5 separate regions of the Homo sapiens genome follow, and all the other regions are linked to region 4. A link is a loop called in an ENCODE intact Hi-C map of the cell type or tissue named here. Cell type or tissue: heart left ventricle. All regions are shown on one strand. Region 1 has its middle 120 kb from the start of COPRS. Region 2 holds the start of MIR4724 (microRNA 4724). Region 3 overlaps RAB11FIP4 (RAB11 family interacting protein 4). Region 4 has its middle 17 kb from the start of COPRS. Region 5 overlaps RAB11FIP4 (RAB11 family interacting protein 4).

Region 1 (5,000 bases), 100 kb before region 4:
TACGTAGACTTTCCAGGACTTTCCAGATTTTAGCACTGAAAGTCCCAGGTCCCAGGAAACTCTTTCGTCCTGGGCAAACTGGGATAGTCGGTTACCCGATAGGCCATTATCAGAGGCTGGAGGAGATGTCATGAGATCTGCTGCTTCTCATACCATTTTGGTTTGAATCAAAGATTTTTCTTCTTGGTATATCCGACAATGAACCACAGAATAGTGGCAACATGTCTTATCCTCATTTCTAGATTTTCTCAATTCTCCTTCTCTTCCTTCTTTTTAACAGCATCTAAAACACAAACCTCATCTTGAAGTCTACTGGACTCTACTCATGAAGGGAAAGAGTTTGAAAATTATACAGGAATCAGGCCAGGTGCAGTGGTTCATGGCTGTAATCTCAGCACTTTGGGAGGCCAAGGTGGGTGGATCATCTGAGGTCAGGAGTTCAAGACCAGCCGGGCCAAAATGGTGAAACTCCATCTCTACTAAAAATACAAACATTAGCCAGGTGTGATGGAGCACGCCTGTAATCCCAGCTACTTGGGAGGCCGAGGGAGGAGAATCGCTTGAACCAGGGAGACGGAGGTTGCAGTGAGCCGAGATTGTGCCATTGCAATCCAGCCTGGGCAAAAAGAGCGGGGGAAAAAAAAAGAAAAAATTATACAGGAATCATTGTATATTGACCCCATATTTCTTTCTCAGAGAAAGTAGGGTTTCTAGTGAATAGAGGGCTGTCCTAGAAGCCAGAACCCCTTACCCAGTTCTGCCCGTTAAATGGCTGTGTGCCCTTAGGTAAGACTCTTCCCTTCTCTGAGCCCCAGTTTGAAATATGGGAGTTCTATATGATCTCCTGCCCTTGAGGAGTGCACAGGCCTTAATGTTCAGCCCTCTCATTCTACAGATGAGGACATGAAAGCTCAGAGAAGTCAAGGGGCTTGGCCAAGGTCACACAGCAAGCTAGAATAGTACAGAAAGACACACAGCAGTCTCTAAAGTTTTCTCTTATGAGACAAAATGTTGCCCCATGTGCCACCCCCCAGCACACACCAGAGAAAAAGCAGAGTACACTAAGAAACATAATCTGTTTAATGTTGCTTTCTAAGCCTGTAAAGAAAATGAGCCAAATGCTGAAAGATTAAGATTCCGATCTTTAAAAACAAATCAGGGTTTAATTTGGGTTTTCTTAAAGCCTCATAAAAAAGGGAAGCTGAATCCTTGACCAAATACTCAGCATTCCAAAGTGGGACGATGAGACAGATTTTAATTCCCTGCATGAGGAGCAGGCAGATTGGAGGATGTGTATTTCCATTGGCCTGCATATTTTTCAGATGTGTAAATGGCAGGCAGCCTGGAGGGAAGAGAATAGCCCCAAAGGGGCACGAGGGGAAGGTGACGCCTTGGAGGAGGGCTGCTTCTGCAAAGCCATAATGAAAGCTAACTGGGCTGCATCCTGATGGCTGAGAGAGGGCAAGTAACTTACTTAAAGTCATTCAGCTAGTAGGTGGCAGAGTTAGGAATTTAACCCAGATCTAAGTTCAAGCTCAAGTGCTCACTGGTTATGCTATGTAAAATTGGGAGCGGGAAGAAAAATGGCAAAATCAGGACCCCTTTCCATTATCCAGAGAGCCTGCTGTGGACTCTCTGCGATCCCCTCTGGATCTCTTTCTTGCTTCAGTCTTACAGGGCACTTCACTGTTTCCTTAGACCCCCTGTACTGGATGAAAATGTATTCATTCAGTTGTTCAACAAACGATTAATAAGAGTTTACTATGTGCTGGCTGACACTCCCCATCAAGAAAAGAAACCAATCAAACTAAACAGAAAGATATGTCCAGGTCCTGGGATTAAGGAGGGATTAAAAAGGGCTTCCTGGAGGAGGCAATGTTTGAAGTGAGCCTTGAGTTGGATTTGGGCATATCAGTTGTGTCCAAATAAAGCCTGGCTGAATAGTTCTTTAGTCATTACTTATTTACTAGCAGCCTGGGTCCCCTTTGGATATGGAGGGCTCTGGGTCAGTACCATTGACCAAAGCAAACTTAGAGATTGTCTAGGAATGCCAGTTATCCCCAAATATTCCAGACCCCAACGTATCAATCTCTCAACTGTCTCTGCATCTCGTCTGTGTAATAGCTGCCTCCACCAGCATTGGGAAGGCAGGGGAAGGAACACACATCTACTTAGCACCGCTACACCAACTATTTAAAAAAAATACAAGGTCTGTGTGGGAAATATTGTAGCTTCATGTTACACTGAAGAAACAGAAGCTGATAGAACTTAGGTGACTTGCCAAAGGTCACACAGCTCTACAGGGCAACACAGGGATTTGAATCTAAAGCCCACACTGTTCTCATGGCCCTACCTGCCTTTCTGTGTGCCAGACAGTGTTAGATGCTTCAAAAACACAACCTCTGCAAAAAAAAAAAAAAAAAAAAAAAAAAAAAAAAGGCCCATAAGGACACCGAACAGGAAATATGGATTCTGCACCTCCAGGGTACTTAGACCATGCTAGACACCAAGGATTCACAGAGGCCTAACCTCAAAGAAACACTCACTCTATTGAAAACACCTAAATAGCCCACTAGAAGCCACAGAGGCCCACATATAACCAGGAGTTGAACTGGGTGGTGTCACTGATGTCCTGGGTTATAGGTACCAATGAGGGCTGGAGGGGTCAGTGATCAGAGTCCCAGAGGAAGCGATTTTGTGCTGGTCAGGAAGGTCAGGAAGGATTTGGACAGAGGGAGGAGAGAAGGAACCCAGGTAGCAGCAGTCATTCTAGCTGGGGGAAACAGTGCTCCAACATTGGCTGGGACCAGGTTCTTTCTCCCTAGCTCAGCTCTGCTCCCTCGGGATGGTGCCTTCTCAGACCTGATCCTGCAGTTCAGCTACCGCAACCACATCCTTCCAAATTCGAATCCAGCTGAGCCAGGCACGGTGGCTCACCCCTGTAATCCAAGAACTTTGGGAGGCTGAGGCAGGTGGATCATTTGAGGTCAGGAGTTCGAGACCAGCCTGGCCAGCATGGTGAGACCCCATCTCTACTAAAAATACAAAAATTAGGCAGGCGTAGTAGGTGCCTGTAATCCCAGCTACTTGGGAGGCCAAGGCAGGAGAATTGCTTGAACCCGGGAGATGGAGGCTGCAGTGAGCTGAGATTGCACCACTGCACTCCAGCCTGGGTGACAGAGGTGAGACTGTCTCAATAAATAAATAAATAAATAAATAAATCCAGCTGAAAAGAGCAAGTATCTGTGTCCAGCATTTCCAGCACAAGCCCTGAGATTCACCACCTTAGGTCACCTGCCCACCAACCAACCGATCAGGGAGAATGGAAGCTGGGGCTGCACTGTTTAGCTTTAGACTAGATTACAGATTCTATTCTTGAAGCTGAGCATGAACTAACTCCACCCAGAGGTCCATGGACCAAAAGTCAGGTGGGGATGTTCCCAGAGGAAAATTAGGGTATGGTTACCAAAGAAACAGTACAGATGGAAATAGATGCCGTGCTTGTAGAACTCAGTAAATATCCACTTGTTCCATTGCCTGAAGAGAACCCAAGGCTTACAATGGTTATAGGGCTTGCCCCAAATCTAGAGCAGGGAGAAGTGGGCTGAAAGGTTCAGATCTTCTGTTCAAACCCAGTGAAATAGAATGTGTGTGTCTGTGTTGGGAGTGTAAGATGAAAACAAAAGCTAAGGGTTGTGTTGGGTGTTAATAGTGATAAAGGTGTTCTTGGCAGGATGCAACTAGATTATGGAGAGTTTTGCAAGCCAGAAAGAGGTTGACCTTAATGAAGAAGGACGCCAGGCGCAGTGGCTCATGCCTGTAATCCCAGCACTTTGGGAGGCTGAGGCAGATGGATCACAAGGTCAGGAGATTGAGACTATCCTGGCCAACACGGTGAAACCCCGTTTCTACTAAAAATACAAAAAATTAGCCAGGCGTGGTCACATGCACCTGTAGTCCCAGCTACTCGGGAGGCTGAGGCAGGAGAATCGCTTGAATCTGAAAGGCAGAGGTTGCAGTGAGCCGAGATCGTACCACTGCACTCCAGCCTGGGCAACGGAGTGAGACTCTCTCTGAAAAAAAAAAAGAAAGAAAGAAAAGAAAGGAAACAGGGAACTTCTATGGGTTTTAATAGAGTAACAGGATGGAAGCTAAAACTCACTCAAGGCTGAAGTCAAGGGGTCTACACTCTTAACCATTGAGACCGACACTCCCTTTTAGGCCTCCAGGGTACTCCCAAGGGATGGACTCTGCAAGATGTACCCACCCCCATCCCCACTGCCTGGCTCCAGCTTGTCCTCCCAGATCCGGAGTCCCCTCCTCCCTCCCAATGCTGTGGCTTTGGCAGCCACTTTGCAAACTGAAAGTTTTAAGTGCATTTCCACCCCAGAGGAAGCTGAGAAGCAGGCATGTTGCAGCAGCCACTTCTGAGCTCCCAACATTTATCTTTCCCCTTCAGAAAAGGGATCAAACACTTTTTCACAATGGAAAGAGGAGAGGGTGGAGGGAGGGAGGGAGGAACACAGAAAAGAGAGCAAAGAGAAAAAAAGGAGGATGAATAAGAGAATTTTATTTGATCTCATTTGATCTTAATCAGACAAAGTTTATGTTTCAATTATGCATTTTTCTCTTCCATGCTGAGACAATGAACACATAAGGGAAAACAAATCAACAAATCACGTTATTTATTTACTTCCCTTGAATTTACTCTGATTCCAAAAACATTTAGGAGGCTCACAAAACTAAACACAATGGTGACTGTGATTATTAGGGACAAAAAGGAACAAAGACCATAAAGGTAGCAGAGAGAGCAGACACCAGCAGACACCTGAAGAATGCCAATTTCCGACTTGGATGCTATATTTGGCCCTATGTGGAAAAAATGTTCACTTTACATTGGTTTTGTCCTCTGGTGACAGAAAGCATTCGCATGCAGCTGTGGCCACAAGCTTTTTTTTCTGGGACTAAACTCAAGCTGAAATATATCACATGGGGCTGAC
Region 2 (5,000 bases), 310 kb before region 4:
TGTACCCGTGTATATGTGGGGAGGCTGTGCACACGAGCGAGGGGTGAGTGGCCGTGGCTGTGGGCAGCATCCACACGGTTAGCCGTGCATGCACTTTGTGGCCCCTTTGCAAGGGGCAGAGGGTACTGGAAGTGGGAGGAGGCAAGGTCTGCTATCAGGAGTTACTGTAAAAACAAGAACTGGAAGCTCGTGTTTCCGGTACTGGGTAAAATGATTCTACCTCTGGGGATAAGGATTCACATTCGCTCTAGTACGATGGGCTCTTTCACCCCACTCCTAGTCCCCTTGGGAGTGGGAGCAAAATTGTGATCTTTCCTAGGAGTTTGAATGCCCCATATTTGTGTCCTCGCCAGCTCTTTGGCCACCTTTCAAGCCCCAGTGTTCAAGCTCAGAGAGGATGAAGGGGCATCTGGAGGGTCCATGAGATGGGGCCCTCACCAAATGCCTTGGCCACCGGCCAGCAGCCCTCTGTGATGTGTGTGCAGAGTGAACAGAGGACTCAGGTTTCATAGCAGCTAGTGCGGGGCATCCTCATCCTGTACCTATAGAGTTCGTGCACTCCCCCATCCATGCTACCTACCTCCCCGTTTCTGTTTCAGTTTTAAGACAATGAAGCAGCATTCACTGCGTCATTGTAACATGAAGGGATAAAAATGAAGGAGAAGGAGGGTTTGGGATGGGTGTCTAAGGCAGGAGTTGACATCGGGCAACCAAAGAAATGAGTTTTGGGGAGGAACACAACTCCCATCCCAGTCAGTTTCCTTCCCATGGCTGCATCTTAAGATGGATGCACGGAGAAACCGTCTGCCTGGCTCCCTGTCTTCATTCTCCACGCAGCCTGGTGATGGCAGGCCTGGGTTTGGATTTCAGAATCCTAGCTCCGGGCTCCACTCGTGTGGCAGCAAGACTGCTTCGTTCCAGCGTTTAGAAACACACCTGTATTTGATTCTCAGCCAGGGGAGCACTCGCTGCACTGGTGGGAGGCGGTTGGGAAAGTTGCAGGAAAACCTTAGTCTTCCATCCTTCTGACCCATGGTGGAAATTCACACCATGGATTTTTAATGGATCTTTGTTCTAGGCAGCTGGGAATAGACATGGTACTTACCTTAGAGTTTTCCAATTTATCTCAATTTTATATGGCTTGTGATTCATTTTCTTAATCCAAATATATATAAACGTGTGTGGTCTTATTCTTCCCCCTGCAGTTTCTTGCTTTCTTCAGCACATCTTATAGTATGAGAAGGAAGGTTTGGGCATGTTGGGAAGGGCGGTGGAGGGGGAGTTGCAGAAAGAGAGGGCAGTGAGGGTGAGGAGAGGGGATCTGGGGACTTGGGTGTGACACCTGCTTGACAGAGGCAGGGCTGTGGCCAGGACCAACCTTCAATTCCATTCCAATCAGCCTTTGCATTTGTTGGATCTCGTGGCTTCTTTTTAATCTTTTGTTGGGGATTAGTTTCATGCTGCACATAATGGGGTTGCACTGGTCTGACCCAGGACTTTGGAGCCACCCACACTGGGAAGACTAGGCTAGGCAGTCGGTCTTCTAGGAGTTTCTCAGCCCCTTAGGACGCGGGTCTCCTTGGGCTCCCCCAAGGGTTCTGCGAAGAGGCAGTGGAAGAAGGCATGAGGAGAGGGTCTCTTGAGAATTTGCCAATAGGAAGGAGTGGCCACGGCTGAAAGGAACAAGACAGATCCTGACATAGCTTTGGCCTGGGTGTTAGGTCAGAAGGAGTACTGGTGCGTGGGGGCCTTACCCCAGGGTTGAGTATTTTATCTGTAAAATGTTATCTGCCCTTTGGCTGCATTGGAATTTCAGAGAAGGCTGCAGAGGCCTGGGTTACACAGCCTGAGTCACAACGTGGGAAGGAATCTCTGCCACGGGAAAGGTGGGCGGAAGCAGCTGGCAGCCTGGGGCGTGCTTCAGGCTCCTCCCTCTAAGGGGCGCCATGGGAACAGGCTCCGGAGGGAGCCGGCGTCTGAAAGGCCCCCGGGACCTGCTGCAGTGCCAGAGGGGCCTCTGGAGCAGGCCTGGCTTTTAAATGGGGGGCTGAATTCCAGCTCACACACACCTCAAGTCCAACCTTACTTTCTTCAGCCAGAATACATTTCTTGTAAAACCTGGCTTGTTGCTTGGCTTTTAAAGATGGTGTATGTTTGTAAAAATATTCTTCTGGGCTCAAAAGCTAGCTTGAGGGGGCAGATGCCCCAGGTGTCCCAGCTCCACAGCCCCTGGCAGATCCCAGACCCCTTGGTGGCAGGTCCCAGAGCCTAGGTGGTAGGAGCTTGATCTTTGTTTCTGCCCTTACCCCTCAGTAGTGGGGCTGCGAGGTAGTAGACAGGATGCCCAGTTAAGTTTGAATTTCAGATAGAAAATAATTTTAGAATAAATATGTTCTATCTAATACATGGGACAGATGTTATTTTTAGAGATAGGATCTTGCTCTGTTGCCCAGGCTGGAGTGTAGTGGTATGATCATAGCTCACCACAACCTTGAACTCCCAGGCTCAAGCGATCCTCCCGCCTTAACTGCCTGAGTAGCTGGGACTACAGGCATGCACCACCACGCCCAGCTAATTTTTCTTATTTTTTGTAGAGACAGGGTCTCACTGTGTTGCCTCACTCGAGCTGCTGACCTCAAGTGATCCTCCCACCTCAGCCTGCCAAAGCACTGGGATTACAGGCATGAGCCACCATGCCTGGCCAGGACATATTTGAAATGGGGAGATTTTAAAAATTCTGATGATTAGACTGAATCCTCAGACGTTCTGGTTTGATTGTTGTGGGTGTAGCCCAGGCATGGGATTTTTTAAAGAGCTGCTCAGGTAATTCCAATTTAATTGCGTGTCCTACTTGGGTTTTTTGTTTGTTTTTATTGTTTTTGCTAAACCTGGCAACCCTACCGAGTAGGGATTAGCAGTAACTTATCTGAAATTTAGAGGTGTTTTGGGGGTGGGGCGAGGGTTTCTGTAGTAGACTCAGATTTTACATGGCCCTGAGCTGCCCTTGCGTTCAGTTGGAAGCCACGCAAAATGAACTGAACCAGGAGTGAGCTTCGTGTACATTATCTATTAGAAAATGAAGTACCTTCTGGTTCAGCTAGTCCCTGTGCGTTGAGAGGCTTTAAGAAACTTCTAGTAAAAATGTTTTTTTCTTTTAGCTTTGAATTGGCCAGAGTTTATCCTAGATTATTTTATTTTAAATTGGTAGAATTCTTTGCGAACTGTCACAGAGAAATTCCTTTTCATGACTTTATTTCTGACCTATTAAAACATGAACAGGCCAGGCATGGTGGCTCACGCCTGTAATCCTAGCACTTGGGAGGCAGTGGCAGGCGGATCACTTGAGCTCAGGAGTCCTAAACCAGCCTGGGCAACATAGTGATACCTTGTCTCTACCAAAAGTTAAAAAAAAAAAAAAAAAAGCTCAAGAACCTGCACGAGGGCCTAAAACAGTGGGCTCAGCTTTGGCTGTGCATTGGAATCACCTGGGGAGATTTGTAAGCTTCTGCTGTCTGGGCTGAACCCCCAGAGGTTCGGATTGAATTGGTGTGGGGTGTGGTCCAGGCATCGAGATGTGTAAAGACCTCCCCAGGTGATGATATGCAGTCCGAGGTTGAGACTGCCCTGTCCTGCAAGGTCGTTGGCCAGAGGTAGAGGAAACTGGTCAAAGTGGCTGTTGGGCTTGTCAAGCCCGTGGCTGAATGACAGTGAGCTCTCTTGCTGGGAGGGTTCCTTTTCCTGTTGTTGAATGGTCCTGGCCTGCAGGATGGGAGGCCAGATGCCTTCAGGAGCTGGTGGATCCAGCTGTTCTCACCAGCCTGGAGGTTAGCAGACCAGAGTGGGTGGGCAGGACCTTGGCCTGGTGCCCCTGGAATCAGTGGGTGGCATGTGTTGGGATATACTGGCTACAGGCTCATCTCAAAGAGCAGGTAGAACAGAGTCAGCAGGGAACTGACAGGTGGGGCTGTCCCCCTGAAAGCAGCCGCAGAAACAGCTGCCACCTATTTGCATAGCTGAGCAGGAGGACATACTGTCTTTGTGGGTTTTGCTTCTGGTCTGTTTCCTGACTGGGTTGATAAAGGGAGTCCCAGCTCGTTCCCTGTTAGCCAAACCAGCATCCTACTCACACACCGGACACTCCAGGTGCTAGTCCACTGGTGCTGGTGTTCAGGGGAGTTGGGGGGGGGGGGCGCGGGGACAGAAGCGCGGGTTCTTGGTTCCAATGAGGGACTTAGCAGAAGCCTCCAGGGGCCAGCAGGGCCAGGTGAAACTGGGAGAAATGAAGCCCTCTGTGTCCTGTGTGTGTGGTGGGGTTTAATGCATTAGCAAATTTAAACTTAAAAACTAACTCTAGGCCGGGCACGGTGGCTCACACCTGTAATCCCAGCACTTTGGGAGGCCAAGGCAGGTGGATTGCCTGAGCTCAGGAGTTCGAGACCAGCCTGGACAACATGGTGAAACTCTTGTCTTTATTTTTTTAAAAAAACAAAAAGTAACTTTCGATGTGATCATACCAGGAAAGTTTTGCGTGGTCACCATGCCAAGAAAATGACTTTGGTTGCCCAGCAGATCCACAGCGACTCTTTCTCAAGGGCTACTGTGGATTCTAGATTGAGGAAAGGGGCCACTTAGGACTCAGTGCTGGTATCCTCCACAGTCCTTTCTCCCAGACTCTGGCCCTCCCTTTGGGACCCAGGAAATCCCCTCTAGGGTGACGCTGCTGGCTAGGAAGACTGAGGTCTGCTGCGCCAAGGGGCCTCAAGTTAGAAGGGCCATGCCGTCAGTGGATGACTTTGAGCGCTGATCCTAGGGACCTGCCAGGTCCTCACTTCCTGCCCTGGGTGCACACATGAATGGGGCAGCCAGCAGGAAGCGGGAGAGGCTGGAACCAGGAGCCTGCCCTACCTGCATGGCAGGACAACTCTGAGGCCCTTCTGCCATATTCTCTGCTACCCACCAGAGAAAATAGGCTGCCTTCTAGAAAGATTTGTTTCTAAAAG
Region 3 (5,000 bases), 400 kb before region 4:
TTCCCACCTTATTGTATGCTTGGTCTTTCTGGTGACCAACCCCATCCTGAAGCTCTGTATCAGGAAGCGGGACAAAGACCACAGTCCCCAAGGCTCTGTTTTTCTGTTATCATTGCCTAATGGTGTGTTTCTTATGAAACTTTGAACTAGTTTTCCAAGCAGTGCAGCTTCATCCTACAGAGAAACAGTTGAAGGTGCACAAGCTGACAACCAGCGAGGTCCCTCCTGGTGGCAACACCCAGAACTAGAAGAGGATGATTTTGATTTCTTACCCAGCCCAACCCCCAAACCTTTTCCCCAGTTCTGATGGGTGCCTCCTCTGGACCCCAAAACATGAGTATGTTTATAGCTGAAGGAGATCCAGGACCCCAGAGGCCACTTTGGCTGATGGTAGGCCTCTTGGAATCCAGCTGGGTCGTGGGGTCAGGGTTAGGTTCCCTGGGCAGGACTGGAGGAGGGACAGTCCACAGAGAGGGACACAGTGCTGAGGGCTGCCAAGTCCATGGTGGCAGAGACCAAAGCCAGGCACCAACTGTGGGCCAGGGCCCCCAGGCTGGGAGTCAGGTGGCTAGGCCTCAGGCTGCTGTGCTCAAAGCAAGAGCCCTCAGGGATGCGTGGAGATAGCTGGGCCCCAGGCCCATGCCCATGCCAGCAGTGATGGCTCCAGGCCTGTCTTGATGGGTCCAGCAAGCAGGGGTTGAATATGTATTTGGGGCCAGCTAATGGAACCAGGATTAGGAAAGAGGACCTCCACTGTGGGACAAATACTGAGTGCCCCAGGAACTTTGCTGGGGGGGCCCTTCCTGGATTGCTGAGCAGGAGGCAGCGTGCAGAGGTGTGCAGGACTGGGTCCATACCCACGTGGGCCACCCAGGACAGGCCATGGAACCTGAGCACGTTCTTCTCAACCCCGCTGAGCGTCAGTGTCCTCAACTGTAAAACAAGGCTTGCTGTGCCAATCTGGAGGGTCTGTTGTGAAAGTTCAGTGGGAAGACAGACCCCTAATACGTGCTAATTCCTCGCCGCCTGCTGCTGTAAGAAAATGGTGCTGAAGTTACCATTTGCATTTTTCAGTTTACCCTCGGATACTGGTGTTGCAAAATTATGTTAAAGTAAAGCCCTGCCCCAGGAACTGGAGGGCAGAGTGGAGCCGAGGCCTGGGGAGAGGGGGTGGGAGTTGGGGTAGGGGTGACGTGTTCCCTGTAGTCTTTGGCTGCTTTTGTGGCCCCCACATTCTGCCATTCACACCTCTGGAAAAGGTGGCACATGGAGAAAAGATGAGCAGGGGGTGCAGAAGAGTGGGCCTCCACCAAGGTACTCTTTTTTGTAAACCGATATTGCTTTCCTCCAAAGTCTAGAGGTTATGGGAAAGCAGAAAGAAAGACCGCGTCAGCCTATCTCAGCAAGCCTGGTGCTTCTCCTTGTTTCTTCATGGGACTTTGCAATCCTATAGGTTTTTGTTGCTTTGGGTTTTGTTTTTTGTTTTTTTTTTGTTTTTTTTTGTTTTTTGTTTTTTTTGTTTTTTTTGTTTTTTGAGACGGCATCTTGCTCTATCGCCCAGGCTGGAGTGCAGTGGTGCAATCTCGGTTCACTGCAAGCTCCGCCTCCCGGGTTCATGCCATTCTCCTGCCTCAGCCTCCTGAGTAGCTGGGACTACAGGTGCCCGCCACCATGCCCAGCTAATTTTTTTTTGTATTTTTAGTAGAGATGGGGTTTCACCATGTTAGCCAGGATGGTCTCGATCTCCTGACCTCATGATCCACCCGCCTCGGCCTCCCAATGCTTTGGATTTTAAGCTTCTCGTGGGTGAACTCCTTTCTGCCCTCCATGGAGGTCTGGCCCCGGCTTGGTTGGCCAGAGCCTAGTGAGATGGCGGTAGCTGTGGACACAGTGGCAGCCTTGTTCATTATGCTCGCTGGGGCTGCTTGGTTGACCTGGACTCCATTCCCTACCATGGGCTTCTGCGTGTTGGCAGGGAGAGGAAGGGGGCACAATCCGAAGACCAGCCTGACGGGGCAGACGGCTTCTGGATTGTGAATGAGTCCTCTTCCTGGCTTAGGCTCCTGTAATAGCAAGGTCAAGACCACAGCTCTGCAGATGAGGTGTCAGAGTGGGCTGGACTGGGCAGGTCCGAATTTCTCAGGCCCGGCTCTCTGCGCCCTGCTGTGTCTTAGCTGTCCCCTAGGGGTCAGTCTGAGACTGAGAAGAAGCGGGTGCCTGGATCACTACGTAGGCTTCCCAGATGCCCCCAGGGAACGCAAACCTGAGGCATGATTTGAGGAGGTGTGGGGATGACACACAGATGGGATGGCAGGCGCTCCATCCCTGTGCCATGCGTGTATGTTGGGAGGTGAAGCTTGTTTTTCGGGCACAGCCCCCTCCCCTCAGGGTGTGGACGGAGACCTCTGACTTAACCACTGGATGTGGCTCGTAATTAAAGCAGTGAATGCTTGAGTGCTGGCTGGTGGGCCAGCAGCTGCCACCTGGCCCCTGAGAGCACCCTGCCCTTCTTGACCCCCTCCCAGGCCCCGAGAAGCCTCTAGCGTTGGGCATCAAGCAGGGGCCCCTGGGGTTGCTGTCCAGACCTCAGGCCAGTGCAAGTCTATCCCGGGCAGTTGATGCCTGGATGCACCAGTTCCTGACCTTACTGGATGTGGCTCCACCTGCGTCCCCAGAGCCCTGCGAGACCCTGGCAGAGGGAAACTTTGAGGCTTGGGAACCCCAACTGTTGAGCAGGCTGTTGAGAGAGTTTCCTGACCCAGGGAAATTTGCTTCTGGTCAAAGGGAATGTTAGGTGTGTCCTGAAGGACTCCCCAGGTTCCCTGGGTCCATGCATGGGGTCCCTGGAATCGCCCTGGGAGTCCCTCTGAGACTGTCCTGCTCAGGCTGCCCATCAGCCCCCAGTCCATATGCTATAGGGGCCCCCGTGGGGAGGGGGCATGGAGACACGTGGAGAGCCCGACACTCGGGTGCTAAAGGCAATGGGATAGTTGCTAGGGGCCCGTGGTCACCCCTCAGCAGGCAGTAATGTGAACCCTAATCCTACAAGTGCTGTAAGGCCCTGGGCCCTGTTCATCCACCCTATGGTGGATGAAATGGAGAGGGCATCCAGCCACCTGCCCCTCCTGTGTAGCCACCACGCCAGCAAATGGTGTCAGTAGCCTCCAACCCAGAGAGTCATCCTCAGCGCCTCCTCATGCAGCTGCCTTGAGTCCTCTGTTCCCCACTCACCCCTGCCTCCCCCTTCCATCACAGCCACTGCCACCCACTGACCGGGCGTCCTCCTGTCCTCAGCCTTCCTCTCTCCACACCCCCATCCCGCTCCTGGGACCCGTCCTTACCAAGGGATGAAAACCAACATCAGCTCCTACCCACTACTCTAGCCTCATCTCTCACCATGGTGCATCTCACACCTAAAACTGGCGATACCAAACCGCTCCCCGTTTCCTGAGAAAGCCATGTTCTCTCTTGCCTCTGAGTGTTATCTTTCTCCTAGGATGTCCTCCCTCCCGCTTCCTTGTCAGGAGCTAACGTCTACTCACCTTTTTAAGACTTACTTGCCGGGAGTGGTGGCTCATGCCTGTAATCCCAGCACTTTGGGAGGCTGAGGTGGGAGGATTACTTGAGCCCAGGAGTTTGAGACCAGCCTGGACAATATAGTGAGACTGCTTCTCTTAAAAAAAAAATTTTTACTTAGGTACCGCCTCCTCCAGGAAGCCTCCCTGACTCCTTCTGCCCCAGCCCAAAGGAGAAGGACCTGCACTGAGCTTCCTGGGGGCCCTTCACCCTCTACCACTGCCTGAACCTCACCCTTCATGACAGCCAGCCCCATGTCCACCCAGTGGCTTCAGGGCTCAGGCTGAGCTCCTCCTTTTCACCCCCAGGACAGCACCCACAGCAAGCATCGTTATCCATGCTCCTTGGGTGTGTCTCTAAGTATTTCTAGAACTAGGTATCTGGAAGCAGAATTGCTGTGTCAAAGGGTATGTAGATTTTGTTTTTTAACAGATACGGATGAAATTTTCTTCCACAAAGCCTGTACCATTTGTATCACCCAAGCACTATATGAGATTGCCCCTTTCCCCATGGCCTTCGCCAACCCCGGAAGCCATCCATCCACCTGCTGGTCTCCGGCCTAGCAGCCTGAGGGGAGGAAAGCCCATTGCTGCCGTCCTCTGTGCTGCCCAGCTTCCTAGGGAGGCGGACCATCTTTTTCTTATCTTCCCATACCCTCTGGATTTCTGCTTTTACGAATTAGCTATTCATATTCTTTGCCCATTTTCGATATGGTTGTTTGTCTTTTCCTTATTGATTTATAAGAAATCTCTGTATATTCTGTTTTTTGCTTGTTTGTTTTTTGAGGCAGTCTCGCTCTACTGCCCAGGCTGGAGTGCAGTGGCTCAATCTCAGCTCACTGCAACCTCTGCCTCCCGGGCTCAAGCGATCCACCTGCCTCGGCCCCGCAATTAGCTGGTACCACAGGCACACGCCACCACATCCAGCTAATTTTTGTTTTTTTGTTTGTTTGTTTGTTTGTTTTGTTTTTGGTAGAGACAGGGTTTTGCATGTTGCTCAGGCTGGTCTTGAACTCCTGTGCTCAGGTGATCTGCCCACCTCGGCCTCCCAAAGTGCTGAGATTACAGGTGTGAGCCACAGCAACAGGTTGAAATCTCTATATATCCTGATTATCAATCTTTATGGATTTTGCTTGTGTTTTAATCTTGTTTTAGGAGTGTTTTATTACACAGAATGTTAATTCTGATGTCATCATTTATCAACCTTTTTATGCCATTTGCATTTTGTGTATCATTTTGTGCCTTCTGTACCTCCAGGCTATAAACATATTCTCCTATATATAGTTTTCAGATACTTTTGAGAAAAAGAAGTATTTATGCTTAGCTCTTTTATCCACCTGGAGCTTATTTTTGCTTTTGGTGGGAGTAGAGATCTGGCACTCTTACTTCCTCAATATGGCCAGTACTTTGAGTTCCTAATGTTGA
Region 4 (5,000 bases):
AATACCCTGATTTCAGATTTTTGCCCTCCAGAACTATGGGAGAATACATTTCTGTTGTCTTAAGCCACCAAATTTGTAGTAATTTGTTATGGCAGTCCTGGGAAATGAATACAGAGGACAAGGACTGCAATTATGAGAGTTAGCTGAGTCCTGAGCCCTGTGCCCTGCCTCTATGTGCAGGGGTGGGATTAGCTTTCCCCAAAGCTCAAGGGCTGCATGGGAAAGGGATGGTCACCAACAGAAGAGGAATGAATATGGGAGAGGCAAGCAGAGTGTCCACTCCAGGCACCCTGTGTAAGAAAAGTGCCATTCCCTGAGCATCTGCTCTGGGAGAGAGGAGAGCATGGGAAAAACAGGACCCTAGAGGCCAGACCTGGACAAGGTCAAGGCGCAGGACTACACCATCCTGGAGGTGGGGGCGGGTCTTCCAAACGCTGAGAATGCAGCAGTACATCTGGAACATGGAGCACCATCCTCTTGAAAGAGTGGATGTGAAAGTGCATATGAGTCTGGGCGTAGTAGCTCATGCCTATAATCCCAGCATTTTGGGAGGACGAGGCAGGCGGATCAGAAGGTCAGGAGTACAAGACCAGCCTCCAGCCTGGCCAATATGGTGAAACCCCGTCTCTACTAAAAATACAAAAATTAGCCGGGTGTGGTGATGTGCGCCTATAATCCCAGCTACTTGGGAGGCTGAGGCAGAAGAATCACTTGACCTGGGAGGCGGAGGTTGCAGTGAGCCAAGATTGCACCACTGCACTCCAGCCTGGGCGACAGAGCAAGACTCCGTCTCAAAAAAAAAAGAAAGTACATAATAATTATAAAAATCATTCACACTTAAGAGGTTATTCCATCCACCTGGTTGCTCCACTCAGGACCTCAAGCTCATCCCAGAGTCTTCTCTCTCCCTTGCCCTCCCCTCACAGGCAATCTATTCCCACTCCTGCCAGCTCTACCTTCTATAAATAGTTCCAATCTGTCCACCTCCTTCCATCTCCATAGCCATTACCCTAGTTTAGGTCACCATCCTCTCTTGCTAGACTATAGCCTCTAGCTTGGCCTCCCTGCCTTCAGTCTCAGCCTTTTCCTGCCACTCCCTGCCAGACACTAGAATAATCTTCCAAAAATGAAAATCTGCCCATGTCACATACCTGTTAAAAACCTTTCAAGCCCCTCAGCATGACTTTCAAAGCCCTGTGATTACCAGACTTCATCCCTCACCACCTCCCTTGCCAGTTCCCCCTGAACACTTCAACTCCTCTCACACCTGGGAGCTTTGCACACACAGCTCTCTCTGCCTAGATGACACCCCCACCACTACTTGCCCAGCAAGTCCTCAAGAATTCAGCTGAGGCTGGCGCAGTGGCTCAAGCCTGTAATCCCAGCACTTTGGGAGGCTGTGGCAGGCGGATCACTTGAGGTCAGGAGTTCGAGACCAGTCTGGCCAACATGGTGAAACCCCATCTCTACTAAAAATACAAAAATTAGCTGGGCATGGTGGCAGGAGCCTGTAATCCCAGCTACTCGGGAGGCTGAGGCAGGAGAATCACTTGAACCAGGGAGGCAGAGGTTGCAGTGAGCCGAGATCATGCCACTGTACTCCAGTCTGGGCAACAGAGAAAGACTCTGTCTCAAAAAAAAAAAAAAAGAAAAAGAATTCAGCTGAGAGACCGTCTCCTTTGAGGGGTCTCCTTTATCCCCCAACCCTTCTAGGTTCCCCCACACCCCGGGCTTACCCTCTCCATGGTTATGGATGGTGTTGTGATGACCTGTGTGCCATTGCCTCCCCACTCCACTCCGAGCTCCATGAAAGCAGGAACTACAGCCTCTACCTCTTCCTCCTCAGTACACAGCATATGGCAGGTGCCCAGAAATACGTTAATGAATAAAGATCACACCTACACTAAATTCCCTTGCTTTTCTAAAACTAAGTTCATCCTAGACTCTCGCTGAATCTAAATGTTTCCCACCTCAGTACGGCAAGCATACAAGGCTGAAAACTTGGAGTCAGCTGACTTGGGTCACAGCCTATCTTTGTGACCTTTGGTCAGTTATTTCACCTCCCTGAGCCTCGATTTCTCTTTCTGAAGTGGGAATTATAAACCCTACTTCATAAGAAAAACACCTGGCATGTGACCCGGTAGAGGGACGCAGCACAATGCCTTCCACCTTCCTTCCCATATGCACACACTTTGGCTGATGTCGGCAGGCATCTGTGAAGCGCTTACCACGTGCCGGATTCAGGCAGGTGCTGGGAGGAATGATGATGACCCTGGCCCTAGATTTCACAGTAACCGCTTCTGAGAAAACTCAGCTGTAAATCCGGAGTAAATCCTGAGGATTCGCAGGTGGGTTTGCCAGCCAGCAGGAAGCCAGCTAACAGGAAGGTAACGCTGAACCAGACTCAGCCTCTCCTCCAAAGCCCCTGGATGTGGGTCGCACCAGAGACAGCAGAGTCGGTGGGTCCTACGGAGACAGCGGAGTCAGTGGGTCTTTACTGCCACCTGCTGGACAAACAGAATAAGGCCACAGGCAGCAGCCCAGAGAAATTCAGGCGCCTGCCTGAATTCAGCTGCCAAATGCACGGCTCTAACTTGTATCTGCCACATTTGTTCAACAGCTAATGAGAGGGTATCAGAGGAGATTGCTTTTGAAATAAAAACCACCTGACCAGAAAAAAAGAAAATAAAAGGAAAACCAACTGCACCTTGCAAAGGTTACAACGTGGAGCGTGCCTCCGGGAGAAATTTCTCTTTCTGACTCAAAGGCGAGAAGGACTAGAAAACCCTGTGAGGTGGGAGGAAGTATCTTCTTTTAAAACCATGGTCATACTTTACTCCATGGGCCATCACAGAGGGCAGATCCTGGTGACATTCTCCAAACCTTGGTGCGCAGGAATCCAACTGAACTGTCCTGCCCATAAACAATGCAGGATCTAGCTCAGTCCTGGAAAACTGCCCAAAGCAGGGAGGCCGTTCTTTCCGAAGGCCTTGGCTTTGCAGCCAGACTTGCTAAGTCAACAACGTGGGAGCCAGCCCTGCCTCCTGCCTTCCTATTCCACCCTCCAACTTCTCTTCCCTCCACCCGATAGTTCTCCTCCTTGGCCTGCCACACTCAGGAGTGCACACACACACACACAGTCCTCCATTCCATTATTCTCATTTATTTGGGTGGAAAATCTTTTCTGGGAAAACTAGGAGGCAGAATCCAGATGGGCCACAGCCAGGGTTATTTTTTCTCTTTCTCCATATTCCAACCATCCTGTGAAAAGTTGGGCCCAAGAATGCAAACTCCGGAAAACCAAGGGCAGTGCAGCGCCAAGATATTTACTTAGCCCATGAGTTTACTTCCATCTCCCAAGGAGACAGTCTCAGATTTCCTCAAGGCAGCAGGGCTTTGCTGAATCCAGCAGGTTGCTTCTGGACACAGAGAGCCTGGTCTCTGCAGCCTCTACACAGTCTGCTTGTGAGAAGGCAAAGAAAGCCTCTCTGGAAAGGCCCGTCTTAGCCCAGGCACACAAGTGTGGAGAGTAAAACTTGGGGAAGCACTGCCCATCATAACCTCCGGAGGTCTTATGACCACCAACCCTACTGGAAACACAGCACCAAGCTAAGCTGGGGCTGGGATGAAGGGCTACATTGCCCCAGAATTTCCCAACAGGAGAAAAGCCATAAAACAGACAGAAACAAGTGGGAGCCATCAAAAACACATAAAACTGGCAGGATGCAGTGGTTTATGCCTGTAATCCCAGCACTTTGGGACGCCAAGGCGGGCAGATCACCTGAGGCCAGGAGTTCAAGACCAGCTTGGCCAACATGGCAAAACCCAGTCTCTACTAAAAATACAAAAATTGGCTGGGTGCGGTGGCTCACACCTGTAATCCCAGCACTTTGGGAGGCTGAGGCGGGCAGATCGCCTGAGGTCAGGAGTTCAAGACTAGCCTGGCTGATATGGTGAAACCCCATCTCTACTAAAAATACAAAAATTAGGCGGGCGTGGTGGGGGGGGCGCCTGTAGTCCCAGCTACTTGGGAGGCTGAGGCAGGAGAATCGCTTGAACCCGGGAGGCAGAGGTTGCATTGAGCTGAGAACCCACCACTGCACTCCAGCCTGTGCAACAGAGCGAGACTGTCTCAAAAAAAAAAAAAACATAAAACTACCTATACAAACTGTGAACAGCACAATCCTGTTGGTTCCACTACAGTACAAAAATTGCAAGTTTTTCATCAAAATAGAAAATAAAAACAAAAATTATTAGCACTCTGGTATTAATCAACCAATGATGATACCTCAAATACATCATCTTGATCTAGTTGATGATGCCCCCAGAACCCCAGCTGTAACACTCATGTCCAGGCTTCTGCAACTTGGCATCTCTTGCATCTTGGGGGTTCACAAGAAGCAATTCTGTCCTTCTAACTATCCTAATTTCTGACCCTGAGCTTCCATCCAGGCCTTCTGGGTTCTCCTCACTTACTTGGAGTCATGCTAGGGAGGCAAGTGGGGGTGGGCATCAGGTCATCCACCGTCCATCTTCAGAAGTCTTCCCTGGGCCCTCTGGGTCCATCAGCTTCTTAGAATGCTTAGGGTGTCTTTTTTTTTTTTTTTTTTTTTTTTTTTAAACAGAGCCTTGCTCTGTCATCCAGGCTGGAGTGCAGTGGTGTGATCTCGGCTCACTGCTCACTGCGAACTTTGCCTCCTGGGTTCAAACATTTCTCCTGCCTCAGCCTCCCGAGTAGCTGGGATTACAGGCGCCCACCACCACACCCAGCTAATTTCTGTATTTGTAGTAGAAACGGGGTTTCGCCATGCTGGCCAGGCTGGTCTTGAACTCCTGACCTCAAGTGATCCACCCACCTCAGCCTCCCAAAGTACTGGCATTACAGGCGTGAGCCACCGCGCCCAGCCAAGGCCTGGGCATTGCAAGACAGTCCCAACTGCCTACAAGCACTAACATCTATCACTCTCTGAAGACCTAGCTCCCCAGGGACACTCCAAGAA
Region 5 (5,000 bases), 390 kb before region 4:
ACCTCAGTCTCCCAGGTAGCTGGGACCACAGGCATCTGCCATCATCCCCAGCTATTTTTATTTTTTGTAGAGATGGGGGTCTTGTTCTGTTCCCCAGGCTGGAGTGCAGTAGTGCAGTCCTAGTTTGCTGCAGCCTCAAACTCCTGGCCTCAAGCAATCCTCCAATCTCAGACCCCCAAAGTGCTGGTATGGCAGGCATGAGCCACCTTGCCTGGCCACCAGGAACTTCTCACTGGCCAAATCCAAGCATCAGTTCTCTAGTCACATTTTTACATAGTGATGGTGTGTGGTGAATAGATCAGGGTAATTAGCATATCCACCATCTCCGGCATTTATCATTTCTTCATTTTGGGAACACTCGATAGTCTCCTAGCTACTGAAAACTCTGTATTATTGTTAATGATAGTCATCTTACAGTGATGTAGAACAATGGAACTTATCCCTCCTCTAGAACTGTAACTCTGTACTTTTAACAAACGTCTCCCTACTCTCCTTCCCCTGCCATTCTCAGCCTCTAGTGTCCTCTGCTCCATTCACATTTTACTGGAACCCTGGGCAGGGCCTGGCACAGCCAACCTCTCCCTTCTCAGATCGTCCTTTTAGCTCAAGCCTTCCTCCTACCTCTCAGGCTGCTTTTCTCCCCGCACACCACCCCCCCGCCACCGGCTTTATTATTATTATTATTATTATTATTATTATTATTATTATTGAGACAGAGTCTCCCTCTGTCACCCAGGTTGGAGTGCAGTGGCGTGATCTCAGCTCACTGCAACCTCCGCCTCCGGGGTTCAAGCGATTCTCCTGCCTCAGCCTCCCAAGTAGCTGGGATTATAGGACGGCGCCATCACACCCGGCTAATTTGCATATTTTTGGTAGAGATGGGGTTTCACCATGTTGCCCAGGCTGGTCTCGATCTCCTGGCCTCAAGTGATCTGTCCACCTCAGCCTTGCCCGCCCTCCTCCTGGGTCCCTTTAAATGGCGCTGGGTCTCAGGCCTCGTCCTCACCCCTATGCTTCCTGCCTGCCCACTCCCCAGGGGAGCTGGTTGGTCCCAGAACTCTAAAAGCACCATTACCCTGAGGGCTCCCAAGATAGTATTTTCCCCTCCGACATTGCCTTCGGCTCCAGTCTCTTCTGTCAAACCTGTGGCGCACCCTCTGCATTTCCACCATGTTCCAGGCTACACCCTTTGATCTGATCCAGCTCCGTCCCCTCAGCCCCAAGAATGTTTCCCCAGGCTCCCCATCTCAGTAAATGGCACCACCTCCCCTACCTGGTCACTCTGACCAAGGATCAAGTCATCCTTAATTTCTTTCCTCCTTCCACATCCAACCCATCATCACAGCCTAATGGTTTTACCTCCAAACTATGTCCCGAGCCATCCACTTCCCTCCACCTTGGAGGTTACACCCCAGTCCCAGCAGAGCCGCACCCTGTACCTGTGCCCCGATGGCCTGCATTCTCTCTTGTTTTTTGTGGTCCATATGACACCGGAGTGTTCTTTAAAACTTGTAACTCCTAGTGGCTGGGCATGGTGGCTCACACCTATAATCCCAGCACTTTTGGAGGCTGAGGCAGGTGGATCACCTGAGGTCAGGAGTTCGAGACCAGCTTGGCCAACATGGTGAAACCCCGTCTCTACTAAGAATACAAAAATTAGCTGGCCATGGTGGCAGGCGCCTGTAATCCCAGCTACTCAGGAGGCTGAGGCAGAAGAATCACTTAAACCCGGGAGGCGGAGGTTGCAGTGAGCCGAGATGGCGCCACTACACTCCAGCCTGGGCAACAGAGCGAGACTCCATCTCAAAAAAAAAAAAAAAAAAAAAAATTGTAAGTCCCATCCTCCTCTCCCTTGCATAAGAGCCTCCAGTGACAAAATCCAAAACCCTGACTTCCCACTGTGGCCTCGAAGGTTTCACTTTTGCCTGAATCTTTGACCTTGCCCCTCCCAGATTCCCGGTGACTCTCACTGTTCAGCCACCCTGACCTGTTTTCTGTTCCTCAAACTGCCCAAGCGAGTTCTGCACAGGGCCTTTGCCTGGCTTCCCCTTCACCTAGAACCCTTGTCCCCCAAATCTTTGCACAGCTGCCCTTGTGCCCTTCAGGTTTCAGCACAAATGTCACCTCCTCAGAGAAGCCTTCCCCCACCACCCTCTCAAGAAACTCCCTCCCCACCCTGCCCCCATCACTGCCAGAGCACCCTGCTTATTTCCTTGAGTATGCACCACTGTTAGCTGCATGTTTTTTTAATGGCTGTGTAATAGTGATACATGTTTTTGGGATACATGTGATATTTCGATAACTGCATATGTTGTGTAATGATCAAATCAGGGTAACTGGGATATCCATTACCTCAAACCTTTGTCTTTGTGTTGGGAACATTACAATTCTTCTAGCTTTTTGAAAGATACAAGAAATTATTAACTATAATTTCCCTGCTGTACTAGCAAATACTAGAACTTATTTCTTCTCTCCAACTGTATCTTGTTTGGCACAGTCTTGATCATCTATGTGTGTCCTGTCATCCCCCACTGGCCTGTAAGCTCCGTGGGTCCAGGGCTTTGCCAGTGTCATTCACTGCTGCACAGTGCCTGGCATAGAGAGGCTGTTGGTGCAGATTTGTTGCACAAGCAGATGGATGAATCTCAGATGTGGAATGTTGACTCTTTGTCAGGGAGGGATGGGCTCCCACCTAGGAGTCTCCGAGGACCAGCTCAAAGGCTGTAAAAATCATGCCCTGCCTCAGTGCTCTGGGGGATTAGAAAGGGGGTGCCTGGATTCTCTGAGACTCTGCAGCTGGGCTCTCTCGCTTTCCTGTGCGTGTCAATCACTGATCTTAAGAAAATGCAGATTCTGGTTCACAGGCCTGGGTCTGCGTTCCTAGCCTGCTCATCAGCAATGGTGGTGCTGCTGACCTCAGATCTCTCTAGCAGCGCTTTTGTAACTTGCAGGTCCTGTGCCATCTTTCCCCCTACATGCCATGGGACCACGCGGAAAGAGCCAGAGGGGTCCCTTCATTGCCTCCTCTGCCCCTCCTCCCTCCATCCAGCAGCAAGTGTTATTTGTAGCAGTCACTGTCACCTCCGCATGTGGTGAGGCCTGCTAGGTTTCTGTCTCCACATTTCTGTTACTGTGACAGACAAGACGGATTCTCTGCCAGGAACTGTGCTCAGCCACTTGCTTCTGGCATTGCTGTTTCCTCTCTGTGCACCTCTTATTCAGGCAGACTCCTGGGGGATGTTGCCCCTGCTGGAAGTCAGGCCCAGTTCATTGCCCTAGTGTGGGATGGGGCAGCTGACCCCGCGGGGAACTGGGAGGCATTACCGAGAGGTTTCCAAGCTTTGGTTTCAGGAGTACAGGTATAGGCCTACCTGACTGGCCCTGGGGGCAAAATGTTCATTTAAACTTGGGGAGAGGCTGGGCACGGTGGCTCACGCCTGTAATTCCAACACTTTGGGAGGCCAAGGTGGATGGATTGCTTGAGCCCAGGAGTTGGAGACCAGCCTAAGCAACATAGAGAGACCCCATATCTACAAAAAAATTAAAAAGTAGCCAGGCATGGTGGCGTGTGCCTGTAGTCCCAGCTACTCAGGAGGCTGAGGTGGGAGGATCACTTGAGCCTAGGAGGTTGAGGCTGCAGTGAGCTATTATATTATCACACGACTGCACTCCAGCCTGTACCATAGAGAGAGACCCTACCTCAAAAAAAAAAAAAAAAAAAAAAAAACAAACCTGGGGAGAGTTTGGGACCTTTGGAGTCCAAGAGTTCTGAGTTTGAATCCTGATGCTGTCACATACTACTTGGGCCACGCCGAACAAGGAACTTAGCCTCCCTGAGCCTCACTTTCTTCACTTGCTAGATGGAGGTTGTAACTCGTGTCTTCCTCCCAGGGTCGTTGTCAAAATGAAACATGAAAGTGCATGGAAGTAGGAGGTCAAGGCAGGTGAATTACATGAGGTCAGGAGTTCGAGACCAGCCTGGCCAACATGGTGAAATGCTGTCTCTGCTAAAAATACAAAAATTAGCTGGGCGTGGTGGTGCATGCCTGTAGTCCCAACTACTAGGGAGGCTGAGGCAGGAGAATCACTTGAGCTGAGATCGCACCACTGCACTCCAGCCTGGGCACAAGACTCGTCTCAAAAAAAAAAAAAAAAAAAAAGAAAGAAAAGAAAAGAAAGTGCATGGAAGGCTCTCCGCACTGTGGAAAATACTGGCATTTCTCAACTCACAATGCATAGATTGTGAGACATATCATGGTCCATTGAATATCTTTTGACTCAGGGGTGGTGACCAGGTGCTGATAGCAAGGCCTGGGGCCCAGTCCTCCTCCCACAACCGCATCCCCCCCAGCCCCACCCACAGCCACCTGCTGCTCTAGCACTAGCTAGAAAAGTCAGCCCCTGGGCATTCTCAAGAATTGAGCCCACCCCTTTGTCAGACCATTCTCCCAGGGCAGAGACTGGCCTGATCACATGAAAACCACACCTGCCGAGCCAGAGGGCAAATGCTCCAACATTGTATTAGAGAGATTAAACAGCTGTTCTCAACCAGATCATTGCTACATTCCATTTCCTGACCAGGAAAATGAAAATGGCTGTCATAGAAGACAGAGCATAAAGTCTGATTCTTTTCTTTTTGAGATGGAGTCTCGTTCTGTCACCCAGGCTGGAGTGCAGTGGTGCGATCTCAGCTCACTGCAACCTCCGCCTCCTGGGTTCAAGCGATTCTCCTGCCTCAGCCTCCCGAGTAGCTGGGACTACAGGTATGTGCCACCACGCCCAACTAATTTTTGTATTTTTAATAGAGATGGAGTTTCACCATGTTGGCCAGGTTGTTCTCGAACCCATGACCTCAAGCAATCTGCCCACCTTAGCCTCCCAAAGCACTGGGATTACAGGCATGAGCCACTGTGCCTTGCCTAAGTCTGATTCTTAAGATGGAAACTCAGTCAGGCGGCCATGGCTCATGCCTGTAATCCCAGCACTTTGGGAGGCCGAGG

What was found. A loop is a pair of places that touch in the nucleus more often than their neighbours do. Peaks named below come from ENCODE experiments on the same cell type or tissue, not always from the same donor. Only the 100,000 strongest peaks of a DNase experiment are listed, where the experiment ranks them.
Region 1: it touches region 4 in a loop (2.5-fold over the local background); 6 of 110 quality-filtered maps call a loop at or near these places.
Region 2: a loop joins it to region 4, with 3 times the contacts of the local background. A loop is called at or near these places in 21 of 110 quality-filtered maps.
Region 3: a loop joins it to region 4, with 13 times the contacts of the local background. A loop is called at or near these places in 91 of 110 quality-filtered maps.
Region 5: a loop joins it to region 4, with 3 times the contacts of the local background. A loop is called at or near these places in 2 of 110 quality-filtered maps.

Annotation. Positions count from the first base shown.
Region 1 is chr17:31,739,650-31,744,649 of GRCh38, forward strand. No RefSeq gene overlaps it. Among named protein-coding and RNA genes, the nearest start is that of COPRS, 120 kb to the right of the region's middle. In heart left ventricle, no CTCF peak of the experiment used is centred here; no DNase peak of the experiment used is centred here; H3K27ac peaks cover 2,182 bases.
Region 2 is chr17:31,531,860-31,536,859 of GRCh38, forward strand. RAB11FIP4 (RAB11 family interacting protein 4) reads left to right here. Exons shown (of 15, transcript NM_032932.6): 15 at 1-5,000. MIR4724 (microRNA 4724) reads left to right here and starts at 3,024; the gene lies at 3,024-3,112. RefSeq lists an enhancer at 3,652-3,951. In heart left ventricle, a CTCF peak has its summit at 1,944; no DNase peak of the experiment used is centred here.
Region 3 is chr17:31,435,272-31,440,271 of GRCh38, forward strand. The region is part of intron 3 of RAB11FIP4 (RAB11 family interacting protein 4); the gene reads left to right. Among named protein-coding and RNA genes, the nearest start is that of RAB11FIP4, 46 kb to the left of the region's middle. RefSeq lists enhancers at 1-327, 328-828, 2,264-2,373. In heart left ventricle, CTCF peaks have their summits at 2,184 (motif pointing right) and 2,383; a DNase peak (open chromatin) is centred at 2,190.
Region 4 is chr17:31,840,226-31,845,225 of GRCh38, forward strand. No RefSeq gene overlaps it. Among named protein-coding and RNA genes, the nearest start is that of COPRS, 17 kb to the right of the region's middle. In heart left ventricle, a CTCF peak has its summit at 2,520 (motif pointing left); DNase peaks (open chromatin) are centred at 2,496 and 3,006; H3K4me3 peaks cover 710 bases; H3K27ac peaks cover 532 bases.
Region 5 is chr17:31,449,654-31,454,653 of GRCh38, forward strand. All of the region lies in intron 3 of RAB11FIP4 (RAB11 family interacting protein 4), which reads left to right. Among named protein-coding and RNA genes, the nearest start is that of RAB11FIP4, 60 kb to the left of the region's middle. RefSeq lists an enhancer at 4,552-5,000. In heart left ventricle, no CTCF peak of the experiment used is centred here; no DNase peak of the experiment used is centred here.